Regions from separate parts of the Mus musculus genome. Here region 1 is linked to region 2. The links are chromatin loops, found by intact Hi-C in ENCODE. Cell type or tissue: heart. All regions are shown on one strand. Each heading gives the region's core, and the rest is flanking DNA. Links, peaks and the distances in the headings are about the cores only. Region 1 overlaps Tectb (tectorin beta). Region 2 holds the start of Gpam (glycerol-3-phosphate acyltransferase, mitochondrial).

What was found. Hi-C counts contacts between places; a loop is a spot of excess contacts. Peaks named below come from ENCODE experiments on the same cell type or tissue, not always from the same donor. Only the 100,000 strongest peaks of a DNase experiment are listed, where the experiment ranks them.
Region 1: a loop joins it to region 2, with 3 times the contacts of the local background. A loop is called at or near these places in 19 of 42 quality-filtered maps.

The regions. Positions count from the first base shown.
Region 1 is chr19:55,192,749-55,198,129 of GRCm38, reverse strand. Tectb (tectorin beta) reads right to left here. Exons shown (of 10, transcript NM_009348.4): 9 at 4,258-4,290; 10 at 1,817-3,471. The coding sequence ends at 3,422. Gucy2g (guanylate cyclase 2g) reads left to right here. Exons shown (of 21, transcript NM_001081076.3): 21 at 1-31. Among named protein-coding and RNA genes, the nearest start is that of Mir6715, 2.8 kb to the right of the region's middle. In heart, for the core only: no CTCF peak of the experiment used is centred there; a DNase peak (open chromatin) is centred at 3,409.
Region 2 is chr19:55,097,094-55,102,468 of GRCm38, reverse strand. Gpam (glycerol-3-phosphate acyltransferase, mitochondrial) reads left to right here and starts at 2,992. Exons shown (of 21, transcript NM_008149.4): 1 at 2,992-3,140; 2 at 4,842-4,972. The coding sequence starts at 4,871. Gm31356 (a long non-coding RNA gene) reads right to left here and starts at 2,926. Exons shown (of 3, transcript XR_001782666.2): 1 at 2,837-2,926. In heart, for the core only: no CTCF peak of the experiment used is centred there; DNase peaks (open chromatin) are centred at 3,098 and 3,788; H3K4me3 peaks cover 2,023 bases; H3K27ac peaks cover 1,766 bases.

The DNA.
Region 1 (5,381 bases), core at 287-5,286, 96 kb before region 2:
TCATGCGAATATTTATAAAAAAATGCTTGATATAATTCTTGCTGTTCTTCATAACCAAGGAAAGACTTCCCAGTATTAGCCCATCTTCAGAACCACCCTTGAGTGTTCCCCTCGTTTCTTCCCTGAGATACAGGACTGATTTCTCTGACCTTCAGACAATCCTCTCCTTGGCAAAGTTCTGGCAAGAGGCTCTGTTTCCCCCCAGTCTTCAGCATTAAGGGATGACCATCTTAGATGGCCAACTAGGAGGAGGGAAGACAGCATTTACATAGGGAGTTTCTCCCCCTCCAGCATGGAGACAATGGGCGAGTCCATCTTCCTGTTGAACTCAATTCCTACCTTCTTCCCTTGTTGAGCACCATGGCTTCTTGTTCTAAATACTTTGTTCCATCATTAAAGAAAACAAATCATAATAACTTATGCAGCTCTTAGACCAGCCCCATGACATACATACATCTGTCTGTCCACCCACCCATCTGTCCATCCGTCTACCCACCCGCCCATCTATCCCCCTAACCTCCATCTACCTATCATTCTATTCAACCATCTATTTATCCATATACCAATCCATTTACTTACCCACTCATCCATCCATCCATCCATCCATCCATCCATCCATCCATCCATCATCCATCCACCCATCCATCCATACACACACACCCATCCACCCACTATCCATCCATCCATCCATCCATCCATCCATCCATCCATCCATTTGTCTGAGAATTTTATGGACTTTAGGAACATGTGTTTTTACTCTGCTAGCTGACGCACTGGAAGTGAAGAGAATTTGAACTTTCTTTCATCTTTATCTTGCAGTTTAGTTGGAAGGAGACATTTTTAAAAAGCAATAACGCAACATTAAGGACTAGTAGAGCTATAAACAAAACAATGAAGCAACCACATAATCTAATATCGTGATATTAAAAGGGCATTAGAAAATTCTATTCGGTTCCAGAGATGGGGTTGAATAAGGTAATTGTTTATTATATTATTATTATTATTATTTGTATCAAAGATGTACATTTGCTTATGGCCCTAGCCCATCTGCTTGCCTAAATTATATGCCAATAACAGACTTTGTTAAATCTAGCCTCATTTAATATTATAACATAAACATTTGATATCCAGACTTGTACATCACACAAAACACAATAAAAATACAAACACAGATATCTGCATGCGCACCTGTATTCTTACACACACACACACACACACACACACACACACACACACACACACACACACCCCACTGGATATATATACACATGGAAGAGGAGAAGAAGAGAGTGAGTAGGGGAGAGAGACAGAAAGGGACAGGGTTTTATGGCTAGGAGCAGTTTCCTCAAATCTGTATCTAGTGTTGTGTGTATGAACCAAGGATGCCTAAGGCAATATGTATCTTTCTTTTCTCTGGATACATGTTTCATGTTTAGTACAAGTTAGAATTCACAGCAGACATTACACCGAGGGTGCTTTCTCTTAATCCCTCACAGAATCCTAAGGCAGAAAGGGTAACTAAACCCCGTGTGGGGCTACCAGTTAACTAAACTGAACACATCTCTTCACTCACAGGAGAGTGGACTCCTGCAGGCAGGGCTCGACCCAGGTGATTCTAACCCCCACCCCTCCAATGTTAGCCATGCAAGATGGCTACCTCCTTTACCTCTCGTCTGTAGACTACTGTAGTATTGGAGTGTTTGAAGTACAAACGATTGAAAGTTTGTGGGATTCTTGGAGTCTATGAAGTCTCAAAACCTTTGGGGGAACACTGGGATTGTCTTCTCTCATAACATACGAACACTGTAAACTGTGGTCACAGGTTACTTACTCCAGACATTTTATTTAGTCCATAGCACCAGGTTGAGATACAAGACCATACATCAGGATCAAACATTGTTTTTAGTCTGACAGCCAAAGACCTATAAGCTTGGCTATATGTGTGCTTCGTAAGAGTTCCTGACTAGGATCAAGAAAGCAGGTTTTCTGTAATTCTCAGCTACAACAAACTCTGACGTTACATTAGGAAGTGGTTCCAAACTGATTGGAGCATGAACTAGATACCAAGTTTAGAATACATGGGACCACCGTGCACTAGCCTGCGGCTAAACAAACACAATTTCTAAGTTCATTTACCCAAGTTGTAAAAGGATTGGTAAACCACAGACATCAAGACCTCTCAAGGGCATGAAATACAGAGGGACAAACTGATATGTGATTTCAAATGCCCAGTGTGAAAGTGACAAAGGGGAAAAAAAAAGACTTAGCACAAGGTCTCTCCTGTCATACCACAGCTCATGCTCTCACAGGATTGGTGTGTTCACTTGGCTTCTCATTGCCAAATGTGACCTACGGACGTTGGCATGCTCTGGGTCACAGGGGTGGCCAGTTCTGAGAGTGTGCTGTCATGTGATGTCATTGACTGTGTATGCATTACATTTCTGATGAGTGGATGGTTCAGTCCCCACAGTCACAAGTGACCAAGAAGGAACAGGGCTTGGATGTTCGCATCCCACCATCCTGACAGGAAGACTTCCAAGAGCACACACTAGGCTATTGAACGCACAGGGCACCACAGGTGTGAGGGAAGCTCGGCTCTCACCTCTCAGAGAACCGGCTCGGCCAGAGTCTTTCCACTCCCGTGCAAATACAGTTCACGGAGGCAATGCCACACTCTTCTGTGAAATGGAGATGAGTTTTACTTGTTCATAGTCGATTTCCTATTTATTTGTGACTAAAGAAATAGAATCTCTTGTAAGGATAAGACATCTATACCTCCCTAATGATTATATCTATTTAAGAAACCCTATGATAAAAGCAGACTGGTACTAGCGGCTCTCAAGGATCCCCTTCTCATCCATTACAGAAGTTTGAGTAAATATATTGTATTTAACTTGGACTTCCACATCGTGGTTGAAGACTGGAACTTCCTGCCTGGGGGCTCGATGCTGGTCCTTAGAACTGTACTGTCTCAATGACAGAGTGCCTGCTGGGTAAAGTTGGCTATTCCTGTGGATTCTGTATTTGGCATTGATTTTTTTTTTTTGGTGTTTGTCTGTCTCTGCCTCCAAATGTTAAGCTGCATGTGATGAGTGTGTGAGAGTCTTTTATAATGAAAGTAGCTTCCAAATGCTGCTCTAATTTGAGCGGAGGAGAGAACACTCCTCTCTGGCTTCATGGAGAAGATTATCAGGATCTAACGGCCGCAGGACGGAATAAGTGGAAGTGTGGCTCTGAGGCAGAGGTTCACCAAATTCACATCCACACACAAACATGGGGGAACACATATTTGGCAAAGGGCTGTTCCCAGCTCCCCAGCCATGCAGTCTTCTGTCTGTTCTTTTTTTGGCAGCACAATAAACGAATGTGTCATAGTTCAGGGTGGCCTTGGAGAGAGCTGCTACAGCTGTCCAGCTGTCTCCTACAACACAGCCCAGGTCCCCAGCATCAGGATGAGGTGAAGAAGAACATCTGCAAAACAGCGGGCCAGAGACGGCACTGAGAAACAGCTGTGTCAGGCCCAGGGGAATCCAGCCAGGGTTAATGCAACATGGTTGCTGTAAAGCCCCCACATTTTATACATTTGTTACTGTTCATTCCCTGGGGCTGGCATGATCCACTTCTAGAGGACAGAGGCCCTACTAGGTGTGTGTACATTGTGGACCTTTAGGCAAACAGACATCTGGCTCCTCCCCTTAGAAGCTTCCATGGCTGCCTGCTCTGGCACTTCCCCCGGCCTTCACCCATGACCTTGTCTTGTTCACTGTATTGTTTAGTGATGAACTATAATTAATTCATAGAGTACTATATATACTAGGGACACTCATAGCCCAGTTTCCCCAGAGGAAAGCTGAGTATCGAGGGCTGAGGTTCTTATTACTGTCACTCCACTAAGGAACAGCAGAGTCATAGCTTGGCCTCAAATATTTGCTAAGCAAGTAGATGGCCTGACCGGAAATCATGTTCTCCAGATTCGGGAATCTTAGGGAGGCCATGTGGTGTGGGCTTTGCTCAGAGGGTGGGGTCTGATGGCTCTTCAACCATTTGAAACAGTTCCTCCCTCTCAGGTCGAAGGCCAGCCATAGTAAGACCTCTTGACCTCTGCCCTCCACCCCCACCCCTAACTCGAGAGTACGCCAATATGTATATTTTTAATGACAGATTTTTCTGGGGCCAAAATAAATATCTCTAACACCTATACACACTTCACAAAAGCATTGCCCCATGACACTTCTCAGTAGTGGCTCTTTGTCTTACCTGAGAAGTCACAGAGGCCGGAAAATGCCCTGCCTGGGGTGAGCAAAGAGAGAGAGAGTGGAGGTTGAAAAGGGGCATGAAAGACGCATCAGATCTGTGTGTGAACCACAAACCCGACCACGTGCGACCCCCTTTAGAGCATAACCACTGCTTTTCAGAGGGAGCACCTCCTGGGGCTTACGAGAAAACCTTCTCAGAACCTTCCCTAGAGCGCCATCTCCTTGGCTCACTAAAGCAGGGGCTGTCAGATATTTTGGAAAGCACTAGATATTTTTAGTATCTGGTATTTTTTTTTTCTTTACACTTTTGGGCAGGGTCTGACTATGTATCCCAGATAGGCCACAAATTCACTGTCCTCCTGCCTCAGCCTCCTGAGTGCTGGGTTACGGGTGTGTGGTACCACACCAAGCGTGGCCTAAGTGTACTGTCACTGTAGCCTGAATACACCGGTAGGCAACGACACCTGCAGGAACATGTGTCTCTGTCTCCTCTGTGTTCTAATAAAACTTTATAGACACCGAGATTTTAACTTCATTGAATTTTTATGCACCATGTTTTTTCCTTTCCTTTTTTAGAACCGCAGGGAAGTGTACAGAACCTGTGTTAGATTGCAGGCCACACACAGTCAAGAGGCAGCCTTTGTGTAGTTGTGCTTTGAGGACAACTCCAGACCTCACCCCCCACAACCCCCAGCATCCGCCAGGCCACATTGATATTTTTCTCACAGTCTATAGGGCCTGCACCATGGCTGTGGACACACTCTTACATGGCCCTGCCCTCCGGACCCCTCAACGTTCCAGTTTCCCTCTGTGTAAACCATCCCCACCCCCCCCCCCCCTACACACACACACTAGGTAAAAGCTTGGTGACAGGTCTCTATGAGTCTTGCTCATTTATGGAACTCAGTGCCCAGCCAGGCTTGGGTGGTGACGGCTTGCTGACATCCCTAGGACACCTGCATACCTGCTTCACTGTTCACTGCACTGCACCATCACTTTGGAAGCTCAGCTCCGCGCTTCCTAATGCCTCGGGTGCATTTGGCTTTGGCCTCATAAGACGTTCAACAAACCTCACGTCCTTGCGTCCACGTGATCAGGCCCCTGGCACTCGGCACTCAAGGAGCC
Region 2 (5,375 bases), core at 376-5,375:
GTCACACGTTAGTTATATATGCTATTAACTGCACAGTATATTGTTTTTATTTTTGTTGTAAGCAGTCTGCTATCTTTTAAAGGTAATTTTAATAAAAAAATACTTTGGGGGTCCTTAAGATCCTGTAACTCCTTTGTGTAGGTTCAGATTTCAATATATAGCATTTTGTTGTTTCTTTGGAAGTCAGTGACATATCTTACAGCCTAGGTCTTCCAGACATGAATTCTTTCAGTGTTTATCTTTCTCCTCCCTCCAGGGACACCAATCACATGCACCCACCCAAGTCCCCTGATGCCGTCCCTGTTCATTATTTACTTCTGGTTCCCCAGTGCTGTGTTCCACATAGCTCTGACACGATGTTTTAAAGTAATTTATTTTACTTTTTGGTAACATTTAACCTGCTGTGAATTCATCACAGGTGTGTATGTATGTGTTTATATGTTTACAAAAATCCCAATGCTTTTATAAGGTTTGTGACTTTGATTTGGATTTCTAAGATGGGGTCTCTTGTGGCCCAGCTGGCATTAAATTCACCGTATGGTGGAGGGTGGCTTTGAACTTCTGACTCTCTGCCTCTTCTGTGCTGGTATTCAAGGTCTGTTCTGTATCACCACACCTCCTTTTATGTGGTGGTAGAGACAGGGTGCACGACTTCACGCATGCCACCTTGGCAAGCCACATACCAGCTGAGCCACATCCTCTCCCGGTCTAGATCTGGCTGAATCTTTTTTCCATGTCTCTCTTCTACTTGCTGTTAACTCTGCTAGCTCTAGCATTCTTGATTCATGGGTTTCTCCATTTCTGCTGTGCATCACTCTTTCCTGTTTTCTTTTTTCTTTTCTTTTTGCATGCCTGCCTACAATCTCAATTTGAAACACTGAGAATCTCACTTTGTGAGGAACAGGATATTTTAAATTTTGTTCCCTGTAAGCATCCTCATGCTTTATTCTTGGGTACTTTGGTGGTCTTTTGTTTGTATGCTTGTTTTTGAAATTGTCCAAGGGGTAGGGGTGGCACTGGGTTTTTAGGGTTGTTAAATATGACCATAATATGACTTTATTGTAGGGCTATTTTTGCTCTGCTACTGAGGTGAGATCATTTATGTCATAAATAATGAGGTTTCTAGAGTCTTTGAAGATCAGGCATTTTAAGCATCCTTTATGACCACCGAGAATCTTTTAGCTATGACTTGTAGATCCAAGAGCAGTCCCCATATTGTGCTAGCCACAGTGAGTGTTCTTCTTCACTTCATGTTTATGTGTTCTTCTTCCCTGAACCTGTGTCTGCAGGTCTCCATGGCTTCTTTTGCCACATAGCTTTCTCCTCTCTGGTACTCTGATGTTGCTCCTGCTTTGACACCCATAGTCTCTCAATTCTATCTCCTCATTTCAGTCTACCTAAACCTGGCTGAATTCCTTCTTTCTGTACTGAAGCCTGATAACTCTCTCTAGGTGATAAGCCAAAGCAAGTACAGGGTTCAGCTCATTGTGTGCCTCCCCTTGGACTGTCGACCTAAGGTACAGAATGTCTGATTCTTGAATGTCACTGTTTTATACTGCCTGTTTGGTTTTTCTTGTATTAAATAAGACAGCAAATTCTCCCCTGTTGCTCCATCTTGACTGGCTAGACTGGTTACTATAAATCACTCTGCTGATAAAATAAATTGCTTAGGGTGCCACCTGTTTCCAAAACAATTTTCATTATGTAACCAGAACTTAGCACGGCAAACCCACATTCACATGCACAGCCACTCTTGTGCAAGAAGAGTCACTATGACTGAGTTTTATGTAAGACACACTTTCCATATGGCTTACATTTTAGAATTTCTTTGTCAGTCTAATTCATTTCTCTTATCTTCTTTATCAATCTAAAGTTTTTCTTCATGCTTTCCTTCCATGCCTGTTTTGTTGTTAGGGCCCCTGTATCCTGTGCACAAAATTTCACAATGTTTTGGGATAAGAAATTACTCTTTGTAGCCAATATACACTCCTTGAGAGCCTTAGTGAAGTATGTTTGTTTTTTTTTTTTGCTAAGGTACATGTGAGGCTAAATCAAGGCAGGGTCCTTGATGAATGGCCACTTCTACTCTCTGGGGTTGTTTCCCAGAAGAGAATATTTGCTTTGTAGGATGGGTTTATAAAGAGAAGTGGAAAGTTCAAGCTAAGGAAATCTAGTTTTTCTTGTTGTGCCTCAGCTCCCAGTATTTACTGGGTGCTTATTATAACATATTAATTAGGACCCTGATGTAAGGCACTGTCGCTGCCATGGGTTTGCAGTCTGACACCGATGGATGAGGACCTGAGACATGGTGCTCTGGTTAATCTTTGAGATGTCGCAGGAGGCTGTGATAATGGAGGAATGGGGTGGAAGGGAAGGCTTGGAGAAGCAGTTCTGGGACTACAGAGTGCTGGGATGAGAGGCAGAAGCACAACAGGAGAGGGACAGCATCTCCGGGCCACAGCAGGGACAACTGCTGGGGACAGAGGGAGAGGAGCGGCCTCTCTGTTTATGTCTGATGTGCTGGGCCCAGGCATTTGGGTTCTAGGGAGCTATGGGCATGTTTTTAGTTATCTTTCAAGCCTTCCTTTGTCTATTCTACATTTTTTTCGCCGTTGCGGGCTCGGTCACTCAGACATTTCACAACGTTGCACTCTGCAGTCCTTGCCTCTTCATTCTTCACAAATTGAGCTTGGTCTCACATACAAAAAGGCAAGATCACGCACAAGTACCTAAACCCACGCAGCCCGAATGCATTCCGCCACAGGACAGGGCCTGGTGCTAGCCTAGGCTAGCTGAGGTCACGCAAGGGAGATGGCAGACAGACAGACAGACCCACCGGCCGATGCACGAAGCATGCAGCTTGGGCAGTGTAGACATCAGGCTCACTCCCCATGCTCTCCGTCCCCACCGTCCCCTTCCTCCAAGCGCCTTACGCTAAGCCTGGCGGCCGGCAGCCCCGACGTCACTGCCGCGCGCCGCCCGCGTCATCGCGGCGCGCCGCTGCAGCAGGCGCAGAGCCGAAGCGCTGGCAGCTGCGTGCGCCCAGGCGCGAGCTGCCGGGCGGGTGGAGAGGAGCGCGGTGCGCTGTGCGCGGTGCGGGCTGCGGCTGCAGACGCCGCTGGGCCGGAGCGCGGGGTCAGGTGCGTGGGTGGGCGCCGCTCTCCCTGGGCCCGCCCGAGGCTTTGCAAGAGTCCGGGGCGGACACCCGGGTTCCCCCTGGAGTGGGCCGGGCTCCCGGATGGGTGGGCACGGTATCGCTCCAGGGACCGGGCTGCAGTGACAGCACCAGCAGGGCTGACATCCCAGCACGCTCCGTCCCGGGGGGCCGGGAGGGAAACCGAGGCAGCGGGGGACTCCGCGAGCAGCTGGCTCCAGGGACCGCCCGCTGACAGCAGCCCCGCGTACCCCACAGTGTCCCGGGCGTGCTATGGAGACCCCTGCCCTCCCTGCAGCCGGACACAGCTGTCGGGTGGCATGCTGCCCATTTTCCAGATGGGAGAAGCAAGGCGTAGTAGTTAACCAACTTGTCCAAATTCACATGCGTGGTGTGCAGACGGGGCCTTGAACTCCAGAGGGGCCCCCTTGCCCCTGCCTGTGGCCCACTGTCAGATTTTGTTTTCTTCCCTGCTCAGCACTGCTGTTTAGAGCCTCTGGGATTCTTTTCTTTTATTCTCCTCCCCTCTCCTGTAAAAAAATCTGGCTTGACCTCAAGTAAACCCTGTGGGGCTGGAGGAGCAAGGCTTGGACGTCTGTTGGCACAAGCCTCCCTTTCCTCCTCCGATCGCCTCATTTCTTTTCTCAGGCTGCAGTGTGCTCCCCCACTCCCGGCCCCCCTCCGTTGTGTGGCCATTCAGAACCGGAAGTTGGTAGGGGGAGGGGGCGTCGAATCTTTATAATAAAGAACTTTTCCCACCAGATGGGGTGCTTTACTGATCTCTGGTGTCAGCTGATTGCTTATGCTGAACGGCTAAGGGCAGATGTTGTTTTGAGGCTAAACAGTTATCGGAGCAAATCCACGTGGGGATTGTAAAGAGTCCAGGTGTTCCTCTTAGAGAACAGTGTTCTCTCACTGAAGGTGGATTTTGATTTTAAGAGAAGAATCTAATGCTGGGGGGCAGGGGGAAGCCAGCAGCTAAAATAATTAAATAAAGATGATATAAGGTTTTTAAAAATTAAAAAAAGCTGCATTCATACATATAAAATGTCTTACCAAGTAAGCTTACGCTGGGGCTGGAGATGTGGCGCAGTGGTTAACAGTCCCGCTGATCTTTCAGAGGATCAGAGTTTGGTCCCAGCACTTGCATCAGGTAGCTCACGACCTAGCTCCAGGGATCTGATGTGCAGTATTGGCCTCCTCCAGCACTCATATGTATATGCCTATACATGCACACACATCCATAAATAAATAATAAAAAAGTTTTTGTCTCTATCCTCCCAGGGATACTCAGTTATTAACAAAAGTGAAATAATTATTCGTTGCAAGCCAGTATTATTACAAGTGCCTTATTTTGAAGTTGTCTTCCTTTTTTTTACAAGTGACTTCTCATGACAGTTTTGCCCAGGAATCTGAAGGCTACAGCTGCTGTATCCTTGTATGTTCGGAAAATACTGGTCTGTGAATGTTGACCTTTGAGGTCAGGGCAGTTTAGCAGACATGTAAACAGATCGGGCCAGATGAGCACTCTACCACCAAGCTATAGCTTTTTGCTGCTACTCACTACACTAGCAATCTGTCAGTTCATGTAATATCTTGTTACTAAGCAGAACTGTGAGGAGATGAGCAGTTTGAGGCCCGGGGTTACTCTCTGGATACTTCCTTGAGTAGTGCTTATTTCTTACAGCACATGGTTTGGGACTTGCACGTTCTGCCATGGAGGAGTCTTCAGTGACAGTTGGCACAATAGACGTTTCTTATCTGCCCAGTTCATCGGAATACAGCCTTGGCCGATGTAAACACACCAGTGAGGACTGGGTAAGTTGACGAGAAGCCTTCATCACAGCCCACTTAAAATGTTTGCAGTGATATCAAGTAGAGATTAATCATCAAAGAAACTGCTTCCGACTCTTAGAAATGGTGTTTTTACAATCTAAGATTTAAAATTTTTGGTAGTATTAACTGGGAAGAAAAAAAAATGGGTGGAAAATTTCAGAGCAGTAATTGTATTTAAAAAATAAAACTTCTTGTATGGAGGCAAAATAGTAACCATTGTTTTGTGTAGTGTGCTTAAACATTTTTTTTTTCCTTTTAGTATCTACCACACAACTTATATTTAGTAAGCCTGAGTTTTATAATGGAAATTAACTCTAAAACATAAAAAACAGGAAACTTGTTTATTAAACTAATTGAAAAGCATGCATTTTCTTGTGGTGGTACT